Linked DNA regions of Mus musculus: region 2 is linked to region 1. The links are chromatin contacts, found by POLR2A ChIA-PET in ENCODE. All regions are on one chromosome and are shown on one strand. Each heading gives the region's core, a stretch centred on a gene start or an enhancer-like site at or near the end of the contact. The rest is flanking DNA. Distances are from core to core; before and after follow the strand shown. Region 1 holds the start of 1700113A16Rik (RIKEN cDNA 1700113A16 gene). Region 2 holds the start of Cct3 (chaperonin containing Tcp1, subunit 3 (gamma)).

The links. ChIA-PET counts read pairs that join two places held with the same protein, here RNA polymerase II (POLR2A).
Region 2: POLR2A ChIA-PET joins it to region 1 with 36 read pairs in Patski. The contact joins the promoter of Cct3 here to the promoter of 1700113A16Rik in region 1. POLR2A ChIA-PET finds 5 or more read pairs at or near these places in 4 of 5 experiments (Patski and embryonic stem cell).

Annotation. Positions count from the first base shown.
Region 1 is chr3:88,175,186-88,181,558 of GRCm38, reverse strand. It overlaps 1700113A16Rik (RIKEN cDNA 1700113A16 gene), which reads left to right and starts at 3,774. Exons shown (of 3, transcript NR_045997.1): 1 at 3,774-3,972; 2 at 5,624-5,708.
Region 2 is chr3:88,293,704-88,299,847 of GRCm38, reverse strand. Cct3 (chaperonin containing Tcp1, subunit 3 (gamma)) reads right to left here and starts at 2,713. Exons shown (of 14, transcript NM_009836.1): 1 at 2,582-2,713; 2 at 445-506. The coding sequence starts at 2,612. Tsacc (TSSK6 activating co-chaperone) reads left to right here and starts at 2,849. Exons shown (of 4, transcript NM_001357024.1): 1 at 2,849-3,024; 2 at 4,398-4,457. The coding sequence starts at 4,421.

The DNA.
Region 1 (6,373 bases), core at 2,525-5,024:
GCTCTCTGTCACTTGGCCACACCAACAGAGTTTTGGGAGCTTTCACAGACATCACACAGTGCAAGCAGGTCATGGTGGCACATAGTTTTCCAGGATGGAGAGGGCAGTGCATTGGATCAGCACCTGACTTTACACTGAACATCTTACACTATTTGTTTTATCATTTATTTATGTAAGTTTTTCTCTGGTTCTTATTTGTTCATTTTGAAACATTGGGAATTAAACACAGGCACTGACAGATGCTGGGTAAGCAGTCTACTATCCTCATTCTCTCTCTCTCTCTCTCTCTCTCTCTCTCTCTCTCTCTCTCTCTCTAATTTTATATGTATGGTTGCTTTGCATGTATGTCTATGCACCATATGCATGCAAAGTGCACTCAGAGGCCAGAAGAAGGTGTCAAAACCCCTGGGACTGGAGCTACAGATAGCTCTGGACTACCATGTGGGTGCTGAGGATTGTACCTGATACTCCAGAAGAGCAGCCGGTAGCCTTTTAACATTTAAGACATCTCTCCAGCTCTCTTCTTCCTAAAGGAAGACTTGCTATGTAGCTCGGATTGGCCTTGGACTCACTTTCTGCTGAGATGACAGGTGTGTGACACCTAACTCAGTGTGAGACTTTATTTTGAGGTAAGGTCTCAGACTGGCTGTGAGAGCTAACCTTTGTTGTCATTCACACAATGAGGGATCTTCAGCTGAAGAATTGCCACCAACAGATTGGCCTTTGGGATAGTTGGGGGCTGGGGGTGCAGCTAAACAACAGAATGCTTATCTAGCACAGCTAAGGCTGTGAGTTCTATTCCCAGCACCACAATAAACAGACACATTAACTAGGTAAGTTAAATAAAAGAAAGAAAGAAAGAGAGAGAGAGAGAGAGAGAGAAAGAAGGAAAGAAAGAATGTAACTAGGGCTGCAGAGATGACTCAGTAGTTAAAGCACTTACTGTTGTTCTAGAGGATCCCTGGGAGGGAACCCTAGCACACACATCAGGTGGGTCACAACTGCTTATAACTCCTGCTCTAGGGGGCCTCATGCAGTCTTCTGGCCTCCAGTGGGTACCTGAACATGTGTGGTATACATACACTTAATAAATCTCTTATTTTTTTTTAGATTTATCTATTTTGTGTGTTTGAATGTTCTGCCTGCATCGCATGTCTGTGCACCACTTCTGTGCCTGCTGTCCATGAAGATCAAAAAAGTGTCCGATCTTCTGGAACTGAAGTTGGAATGACTGAGTTATCATGTGGGTGCTCGGGGAACTGTGCCTGGGACTCCCAAAAGAACAAGTGCTTTTAACTGCTGAGCCATCTCTCCAGTCCCTAAATAAATCTTTAAAACGGCATAAAATACTAGCTGAAGGGATCAAGCCAGAACACAGTGTTTCTCCATTGTTTTCACTTCCGTTCCTTCATCCAGGTTCCTGCCTTTAGCTCCTGTCCTGACTTCTTCTGGCGAGGGATATTAACTTGTAAGTTAATAAACTTGTAAGTGAAATAAACCCTTTCCTTCCCAAGCTGCTTTTGGTTAGAATGCTTTATTACAATTTAGAAAGCAAACCAGTAGACTGGCCTTGGACTTGCTGTGCAGTCCAAGCCAGCTTTGAATTCACAATCCTTAGTGTCCCAAGCATTTTTGTCACTAGGCCCACCATTTAAATTATTCTTTATACATATAAAATGGATGCCAGAGTCCCAGCATTTAACCAGTAAGCAGGCTGATGCCAGCCGCACGCACCCTGCCTGTGCTCTTTTCCATCCCACCCTCCAACTCTGCTCAGGTAACTACCAACACACCCCACCTTTACCAGCCCTCGGCTCTGCCAATGCTTCTGTTATTTTGTTATATTTGAACTTCAACAACTTTAACTCTGCCTATGCTCTTCCATCCCTGGATGGCTCAGTATTTAAAAGCACTGACTGCCAGGCGTGGTGGCGCACGCCTTTAATCCCAGTACTTGGGAGGCAGAGGCAGGCGGATTTCTGAGTTCGAGGCCAGCCTCTACAAAGTGAGTTCCAGGACAGCCAGGGCTATACAGAGAAACCCTGTCTCGAAACCCCCCCCCCCCCAAAAAAAAGCACTGACTGCTCTTCCAGAGTTCCTGAGTTCAATTCCCACCAAACACATAGTGGCTCATAACCATCTGTAATGGGGTCTGATTCCTTCTTCTGGTGTGTCTGAAGACAGCTACAGTGTACTTATATAAATAAAATCTTAAAAAAAAAAAAAAAGAGTAATTATCCCAACTTGACACTAGGTCACTGCGAGCAACAGTCCCTAACAATATAGGACCCCTGGGTGGGGAGATAGGGCCTCTTGGCTGCTTCACCTGGACAGTGTTTTTTGGGACTCCAGCATCTTAAGCCTCAGCTTGGGATCTGTCTACACGATGTGGCGGCCACTGTAATCTGGGAACGGAACTCCTTCTAGGCAAGTGCTCTACCATTAAACTAAGCTATACCTCCATCCCAATAGAAGGGTTATGTGAGGACCTCTTGAGTGAAAGAGTATAAGACAAACTGTGAAACCTCTCTAAATAAATATTCTTACTACTGTAGCAAGGTGTCTGCACAGATTCAGGCCAATAGCTCTCAGGCTATTCGCACTATAATCTTACCGCCAGAAGACAGGAAAATAGAGCAAGGCGTGTCCAACCTGTGGCCCATTAAAGTGGACGGCATCTGTGACTACTTCTCCAAACAAAATCATTTGTGGCTCTTTTTTTTTTTTTTTTTTTTTTTTAGACCAGAGTCTCTTATATTTCGGGATAGCCTTGAACTTCTAATCCTATATGCACACACCAGGTCGAACTCCAGCAGAACTCCGGGCTCGGAGCTACATCCCCAGCCCCGCGATTTTTTTCTTTTTTAAATATTTATTTGTTTGTTTATTTATTTATTATATGTAACTACACCATTCATTTATTTATTTATTTATTTATTTATTTATTATATGTAACTACACTGCAGCTGTCTTCAGACACCCTGGACTGGCATCAGATCTCATTACAGATGGTTGTGAGCCACCATGTGGTTGCTGGGATTTGAACTCAGGACCTTCGGAAGAGCAATCAGTGCTCTTAACCACTGAGCCATCTCTCCAGCCCCCTTTTTTAAATAATTCAATCACGCAGTTTTTCGGCGTGGACTTTGTGGTTAACAGTTTTGACAATGACAAATCGTTGCATTCGCCTGTCGGATTCTCCTTCTGGAACGCCCAGGCAATGCCAGATCTTACGCAGTGCTGTCAATCTCAGTAAAATTGCCAAGGCTGAGGGTGCTAATTCTCAATTTGTGCAGGAAGTTGACGATGGGGGTTTTACGCATGCGCACCTCCTCAGAGCCCCAGAGAAACTGCCCAAAACTAGAGCTTCACGTAGTTTCACCCTTGCTGAACCTTCTGAGTACTACGCACGCATCTTGTGCAGGCAGCGGTTGGCCGGTGCTTCCATCACTCACCCGAAGGGCCAATGGAGTGAGCCTAGTTACCTACTTCCCCCTGAGTAGCAGGCGGCGCCGGGCGTGGCTTGAAGGCCTTTGTTCCACGCGCGGCGGAACTTTACGAGAGGCTCCGGAGCGTGCTCTGCCACCTGCTAAGCCCCGGAGACGCAGTCAAGGGTCTCAGCGACACCTTGGGGGAGTGGGGCAGAACGTACGGAAATGGATGTTAGGCGACTCTACAGCCTACCTTCTATACCCGCCCCCTTTCGCCTTAGAGTGGAGGGTTACTTTGAAACCCGGAAGCAATTCATCTCCGGAACACACCGCGGGTCACGTGGGGGCGGTGCGTAACGGGCGCGTGATCCGGCGTCCTGCGGGTCTTCCCCTCCCCAGGGGCACCCAGCATGCTTTGGGCACGTGGCAGCTCATGTCCTAAATAGGAGTAGTCCTGGGCCGCTATCCTGTGAGGGTGGAGACGCTCCCCGAGACTGGACAGACACCGAGAGGTGGAGCTGAGCCAATACGAGGCTAAGGGGTAAATCTGACTCACCCGAGAGGCCGGAACTGACCTGCTGCAAACTACCAAGGAACTTCGCTAGGCTGGGTGGCTAGAACGGGGGGGGGGGGGGGGGACCTGTAAACTATGCTAAGGCTACCTCTTCTATTTGAGACCCAAGTCTGAAACAGGACAGGAAAGTGGATTTGCTCTTCGTCCAGGTAGTGAGTGATTTCAGGCTGCAAACATTCAGGTCCAGAGCCTGAGATGAGATCGCCTGGGTCCCTTCCACATCTGCTGATCCTTGAACAAGTTCCCACACAATCACAAGGCTGGAAAAGATAGCCCATGGGACTAAAGGATGAGTCAGACCAAAATAACCACTGGCCTCGTGGCATGAACAGTTAGACAGCACTGATTGCTCCTAAGAACCACTGACCTTGATAGCTGAGTCCAAGAGACCCACACCCTAGTTCTATTTTATATGGCAATACTCGAGGAACTCGTCCTTCAGCTAAAAAAGAGATCAGCTTCAAAAAGTTGCAACTTGGGAGTATTTTTTATTAAAAAAAAATGTGTATGTACACATGTGTCCTGAGGAGACCAGAGGGGTGTTGTATAAGAATGTTTGCTGGGGGAGTCAGTGGTTAAGAGCATTGACTGCTCCTCCAGAGGACCTGTGTTCCATTCTCAGCACCCACATGGCAGCTCACAACTGTCCTTACATAGACAGACATGCAAGCAAAACATCAATGCACATAAACAACAAAAAATGTTTGCTGACCTGAATTGGTTCTAGCACCCATGCCAACATCTCACAACTGCCTGTAACATTAGCTCCAATAAACTTGATGCCCTGCTCCAGCCTCCAGGGACACTCATGCACACACACACAAGAAAATAAAATCCACACCATTGCATACACTAGCAAGATTTTATTGAAAGGACCCAGATGTAGCTGTCTCTTGTGAGACTATGCCGGGGCCTAGCAAACACAGAAGTGGATGCTCACAGTCAGCTAATGGATGGATCACAGGGCTCCCAATGGAGGAGCTAGAGAAAGTACCCAAGGAGCTAAAGGGATCTGCAACCCTATAGGTGGAACAACATTATGAACTAACCAGTACCCCGGAGCTCTTGACTCTAGCTGCATATGTATCAAAAGATGGCCTAGTCGGCCATCACTGGAGAGGCCCATTGGACACGCAAACTTTATATGCCCCAGTACAGGGGAGCGCCAGGGCCAAAAAGGGGGAGTGGGTGGGTAGGGGAGTGGGGGTGGGTGGGTATGGGGGACTTTTGGTATAGCATTGGAAATGTAAATGAGCTAAATACCTAATAAAAAATGGAAAAAAAAAAAGAAAAGAAAATCCCCCCCGCCCAAAAAAAGCCGGGCAGTGGTGGCGAACACCTTTAATCCCAGCACTTGGGAGGCAGAGGCAGGTGGATTTCTGCGTTCGAGGCTAACCTGGTCTCATAGTGAGTTCCAGGACAGCCAGGAAACAGAGAAACCTTGTCTCGAAAAACCAAAAAAGAAAAAGAAAATCACATAAAAAACACAACAAAAATATGCACTGTCTTTCATTTGTGTAGGCACCATGCCAGATAATGTCCAGTCAGTATTTTTTAAGATCCTTGGGATCATGTTAGAATGTTTGGCTTAGTTTCATTTTATTCTTTTTTTTACTAGAATTCCATGTATTCCAGTTATCCTGAGCTCACGTACAGCAGAGGATACCCCCGAGTTTCACCGCCATCTCTTACTAGGATTCCAGGTGTGTGGCACTGCCTCTTGAAGTATTAAGCGCTGAGTGAAGTGTGAGCCCAGGACTTCTTGCTTGCTGGGCTGTCCCATCCCTGTGCCATCTCTGCAGCCCTTGGAGGTAGTGCTTGAATTGAAGTTGTCTCTTTCTGGGTGATTCCAGGTTGTGTCAAGTTGACAAAACCAACCAGGCTACACTACACCTGCCATTTTGTACTCTATGAAGCAGCACACTCAGTGTTGACAAGTATCAAATCAAAGTATTAGTTCTGAAAAATATTGAAGAGGTTCTACATGGAGAACTGTCAAATATTCAGCCAAGCTTGACTGATTGTTTTTTGAATTAAGACAGGGTTTTACTCTAGCCTTGGCTGTCTGTATGTCGATCAGGTTGGTCTAGAACTCAAGAGAGTTTTGCCTGCCTCTGCCTTTCACGTGCTAGGATTAAAGGCATGCACCACTATACCCAGCCTTCAGCCAAGAGTTATATAAAAATAAATCCATCTTATTAGTATGAAAACTTGCTTTAATTTCTTCATGTAGTCTTAGCTGGGCTGGATGCTTTAATCTTTAATAACTATTAAGATTATAAATATAGACCAGATAGTTTATGTGTATTAAAGAATTTTATTTAAAACAAATCTGGGGGGCTATGGAGATGGCACAAGTATGTCTTCA
Region 2 (6,144 bases), core at 1,464-3,963, 120 kb before region 1:
ATTTGGGAGACAGAGGCAAGTAGATCCATGAGTTCAAGGACAACCTACTATACGCAGTAAATTCTAGGCTACCCAAACAAGAGGGGACAGGGCTCTTTCAGAGGACCTAGATTAAAGTCCTAGCACTGATACGGGAACTTTCACAATGGCCTGTAGCTCCGGTTTCAGGGGGATCTGACCACCTCCTCTATGCTTCCATGCCATGTACACACATACATACATGCATGGAGGCAAAACACTCCAACAGTAAAGTAAAACAAGCAAATCTTTTAAAAACCTCCCTTCCTGTATCACCACCAGGGAAATGCCTTGGAAAAAAAAAGCAAGTTTTCCTCTGCTCATTGTATGAAGTACAGAACCATAGGAAGTTTGCTACTACCAATAAGGAAGTATTAGGAGAGTCAGCCAGAACAAACTGCTGTTATCTCATAAAACATGCACTACCTTTGCAGCATTGATATTTCCAGACTGAACTTTTCTTCCAGATTCACGCTTTGTGTTCTGACCTAAAACAGACAAAAACACATGTCAACAGCCCAGTGTACACAATCATTTTATTTCCTAACTTAAAAAAAATGCTACATTTTAATGTATATATCAGGTGTACAAATGCTTGGCAAAACTGTGAGGTCAGAAAACAACTTTCAGAGTTAATTTTCTTTCTATCACATGGGTGCCAGGGATCAAACTTGGTCATCCAAGTCAGGTAGGGTGGTGCATGCCTTTGACCCCAGCACTTACGGCAGAGTCAGGAGTATCTCTGTGACTTGGCATATATATAGAGAACCTGCCTCAAATGAAACAAACAAACAAACAAACAAACAAACAAAAATAGCAACAACAAAAAGACCTCCAGTTATTATTAGGCTTAGTGTCAGGAGCTTTTTTTTTTTTTTTAAACCTGTTGAGCCATCCTACCACCAACCCTATTCATCAAGTTTTGAAAATAAAAATAAATACAAAGTTTTCAGTGTATAACCAGCAGTCAATTACAACTGTTTAAGGTTGAGCGTGGTAGCATATGCCTTTAATCCGAGCACTGATGCAGATGGATTTCTGTGACTTGAACACCAACCAACTTGGTTTATAAAGTGAGTTAGTTCCAGGCTAGCCAGTTACGAAGTGAGATGGCCTGGTAGTTAAAACCTTTGGAAGCTCTTGCAGAGATCTCTGCATTCATTTCCAGCACCAACATGGTAGCTCACAATCATCTCTAACTACAGTTCCAGGGGATCTGATGTCCTTTTCTGGTGTCTGCAGGCACAGACATAGAGGCAGGCAAAAAACACAGATAATGAGAGAACCCCCGGTATAATAAGAGATAACCTGAAATGCTTCAACTTCATAGTCTTGACCAGTACTTTCCTTGTATGCATGCTTACATATTTCCAGTGATTCATATCTTGAGTGCCCTGAATGGGCCTCAGTAGGACAGTGATTTTTCACAAGACTGCACACCCCTTACAACATCCCCGGGAAGAGGAGCCACAGAGTCTCAAAGATTAGTGACCAAGAAAGTCTGCTTGTGAGGCTGGAAAGATGGTTCAGCTTCAATTCCCAGCCCCTCAAGGTGGCTCACAACTGCCTGTAACTCCAATTCCAGGGAATCTTGGTGCCATACACAGACGAAAACAAACAAAATATCAATCACAAGCCAAGGAATCTCACGATAGAACAGGAAAAAGACTAAAGCCTGAGAGCCACCCTGTAGGTAAACTTCTCTCAGGAGACTAGAGCAGAAAATAATGACTTCTTACAAATCTGGCCTGCTGCTTAAAACCTCATGGACTCGTCTACGAGTGTGTAGGAGAGGTAGTGTCACTGAACACCTTTGTCTCTCCTCCCAGTGTGGCCAGACTAAATCTGTTTTTCTCTTTACTATGTTTAACTTTGACCCAGGCTTACTGAGTTATTCTCAATAGCTCAGGTAACTGACAAGGAACTGGTGCTCTTTACTGAGATGAGTGGCGTTCCCTAAAGAGGAAAGAAAACCAGGAAAGGAATTTGGGAGAACTGGCTGGTGGGAAAGATCACATCCAAGATCGGGAACGCCAGGAATGTCATTTCCGAACAAGGGTTGCTGAATGACCGCTACTGAAAAGATGCCACTTCCGATTCGATCTGCCGGTAAAGGCAGCTTTTACTTATCAACTTAACAACTCTACTACAGCCTCCTAAATACTGATGCTAAAGTATCAATCAAGCGAGTTGCCGTTAAGTCACGCCTCTACGGAGGGATGGACCGAGCATAGGAAGCAAGGCCTACCGTTAAGAACCATCATTACTATCTACACGGAAATCATGCTGTAAAGGACACGGGGGCGTGGAGGGTGGCGACTAAAGAACCGAACGCGAATAGGATGAAGCACACGTAAAGACTAGCGACTCCGAGAGCGGAAAGTCATTTTGTCAAAAGAAGGCGACAGGAGAGGCAAGAGAAGAAAAGTGGGGAAGGAGCTTGGTCCAAGGCGAAAAGACCACTGGAAGGCACGAGGGCCGAGTCATGGCGGGACGGAGCTGGGCAACACTGGCCAGCTTGGGGAGAGAGGGGCGGAGAGAGACATCCCTTCCCTGAACTCACTGAGCACGAGCACTGGACGGTGGCCCATCATGGCGGCACGACGCAGAGCCGACTCTCCAGAGCTGGGGGGAATCGGCAGAACCTTCTGGAGAGAAGAGCAGCGAAGAAAACGCTGCCTCCTCAGGAATGACACAGAAACCTGCTAACCTCTGAAGTGCCGCCAATCACCAAACTCATTTTATTGATTGACAAAAACATAGGCCAATCGACAGTATTAGCCCCGCCCTCTACGCAAGAAAGGCAAGGCAAGTTAGATAGAGAGGGCATGATGTAGGGGACTGGGAGACGCAAGCGCTTGCGCACTGGCGTGGCCGCTCCCGGCCGCGTGCGGCCAGAATGTCTGCGCAAGCGCCAAAGCACGGGCAGTTAGCTGGCTCGCTACAGCGCATGAGTACCCACTAGAGGGTGGGTGCTGGGGTGGAGGCTTTGGATTAATGCTGTAGGTAAGATCATGAAGCTCTGTTTTGTCCATCGGTTCTCGTCCGACCGTGAAGGCCAAGGAAGGCATGATAGTTCTCTACTTTTTATTTCAGCCTTAGCGGTAGGGAGGAGTAGAGGAGCCAGAAATACCCGTCGTGGCCCGAGAGATTGAGGCAGTGTAAAAGTGGAAGTTGTCCTACGGGGCGGGGAGGCAACGACTCGGCTCCCCGCCTCCCCGGAGCATGCTGGGAGTTGTGGTTTACTGCTCTAGACGCGCTGGTTTTCTTTTTTAAAGAAAAGGAAGGAAAATTCTTGTTCTTTAGATGTACCTATTTTTTATTTTATGTGTATGGTTGTTTTGCCTGTGCGTATGTAGGTGCACCACTTGTGAGAGGCGATCAAGCGGGAGTCTGATCCTCTGGAACTGGAATTGATTGTGAACCGCCACGTGGGTGCTAGGAAGTAACCCTGTCTGCGGGACCATCTATTGCTCTTAACTGTTGAGCTATCTCTCCTGTCCTAATGTCTTACTTCTTAGAAAAATACGTTGAGTCTAAGGCAAAAAGACATAAAGGAGGATCGCTCACATTTCCCCCGAATATCCTAAGTCGTGTTTCTTGCAGTATTATGAGTCTTCTTCGCCCCCTCCCCCCCAGCCTGGTCACTGGTTAGTGACAAAAGAAACTAGAGTTTTTGTTTTTTTAATTACCGTATTATCTTTACCAGAGTTCTAAGGCTGGCCTAAAACTCGTCGTAAAGACCAGGCTGATCTCAAACTGGAGACAAGCCTCTTGCCAGATCACCCCATATAGGAAAAAGACAAAACAAAACAACAAAAAAAATAAGGCTAGTAATTAAACAGAAGTCTCAAAGAGTCATGACATGTTTGTGATAGATTTAAAGTTCGTATTTGGTATGCTTTGTCTTCTGCAGTGAAAAGGCACTAACAAAAACTGCCGAAGGGAATTGGAGAAAAATTAACAATTTCAGAACAGTTGTTTGTTTGGTGTGGTAGCACACCCCTGTAATAAACTCCAGAGGCTGAGTCAAGAGGATAGCGATTTTCAGTGGCTTCAGTCTCCCTGGACCACATAAGGGAGGCAGCCTGGAGGGAAGGCTCAGTGGGCTTAGAGGGTATATTGCTCTTGCAGAGAACCTCAGCACAATTCCTTGAACTGATGTCTGGCTGCTCACAGTCACCTCTCACTCAAGGGAGATCTACTCATATATGTACATATTCACATAATTAAAACTTAAAAATTTTACATTTAAAACCAGACACCTCTATGAGATAGTGTATACACTGTTATATACTGTTACACTTCGGGCTTTCAGGGGAGTGCTTAGGAAAGAAGACACTGTTGTTTGACCATGTGACCCTATTATTCTTTCCCAGGCACCAGACCTGTTGCTGTCAAGATGGAGCAGCACACTAGTAACCCTACTAAGGAAAAAGGTGTGTCACAGCCCCTGTGTCCCCTCCCTCAGAAGCCAGCCTTCCCCATTCACTCAGGGTTTCAGAAATGAAACTAAGGAAAAAGGTGTGTCACAGCCCCTGTGTCCCCTCCCTCAGAAGCCAGCCTTCCCCATTCACTCAGGGTTTCAGAAATGAAACTAAGGAAAAAGGTGTGTCACAGCCCCTGTGTCCCCTCCCTCAGAAGCCAGCCTTCCCCATTCACTCAGGGTTTCAGAAATGAAACTAAGGAAAAAGGTGTGTCACAGCCCCTGTGTCCCCTCCCTCAGAAGCCAGCCTTCCCCATTCACTCAGGGTTTCAGAAATGACTAAACATTTGCCACTAAACAGTGGCCTGCTACTTGGTTACTTGGAAAGTACTTGTGGGATATTTTTGGGTAAAGGAGATAGGTTTAACTTTGCTGGCTATGGAACTCACTATCCTTACTTGAGACAACCCTTTTGCCAGAACAGTCACATCCCAGGGATTATAGGTATGACCTACTGTGTCCAGCTTTTTTTCTTTTCTTTTCTTTTTCCTTCTTTCTTCTTTTTAAAAGAGTTGTTATATAGACCAGCATGTCCTCAAACTCGAAACAGTCCTGCTACAGCCTTCCCAGCTGCTGAGTTGACAGGCATGTACTACCTACCTGACTTTGATGAGTTATTTTTATAGCACTTGTAAAGTGTCACTAAGTAGATCACAGCTTTGCTGCCTAGAGACCCTGGCTTAATTCCATGCAACTGCCATGTGCCAGTTGTGGAATCCTGACCAAATTTTATTAACATGGGATTCCTCAAGTACAATGCTGCTAATACTGGCTACCTAGGACCATTGAAAAGGATATGTCGGGGCACTGCAGAGGTGGCTCGGTGGGTAAAGTCCTTGCTATGCATACCTGAGGATCTGAGTGTGGCTCCTCTAAATCATATAAAAGGCCAGATATGAGCCGGGCGTGGTGGCGCATGCCTTTAATCTCAGCACTCAGGAGACAGAGGCAGGCAGATTTCTGAGTTCGAGGCCAGCCTGGTCTACAGAGTGAGTTCCAGGACAGCCAGGGCTATACAGAGAAACCCTGTCTCGAAAAACAAAAAAAACCAAACAAACAAAAAAAAAAAAGCCAGATATGGTGGCATATGTCTGTATCCCAGTACTTATGGAGGCAGGGACATAGAGTAAACAGGTAGATCCCTGATGGCTATTGATGAGACAGTCTAGCTGAAATGATAAGTTCCAGGTTTGGTGAGAGACCCTTACTCAGCAAAATAAAGCAAGGCTGGGTGTGGTGAGTTCCAGAACATCAGGGGCTACAGAGAAAACCTGAACCAACCCCTCCAATAAAACAAAAAAGAAAAAAATAAAGTGGAAGGGACAGGAGAGATGGTTAAGAGCACTGGCTACTCTTCCAGAGGACACAGGTTCAATTCCTAGCACCCCTACATGGCAGCTCACAGCTTTCTATAACTCCAGTTTCAGAGGCTCTGAATGCTGATACCCTCTTCTGGTCTCGGAGAGCACCATACACATGAAACTAAATAAATGGAGAGCAATTGAGGAAGATACCTGATGTAGACCTCTGGTTTCCACATACATGCACATACACAAGCACACACAGAAGAAACATGTATGTGTACGTATGTATGATACATACACATGTATCAGAAGCTGAACATGGTGATCTTCACCTGT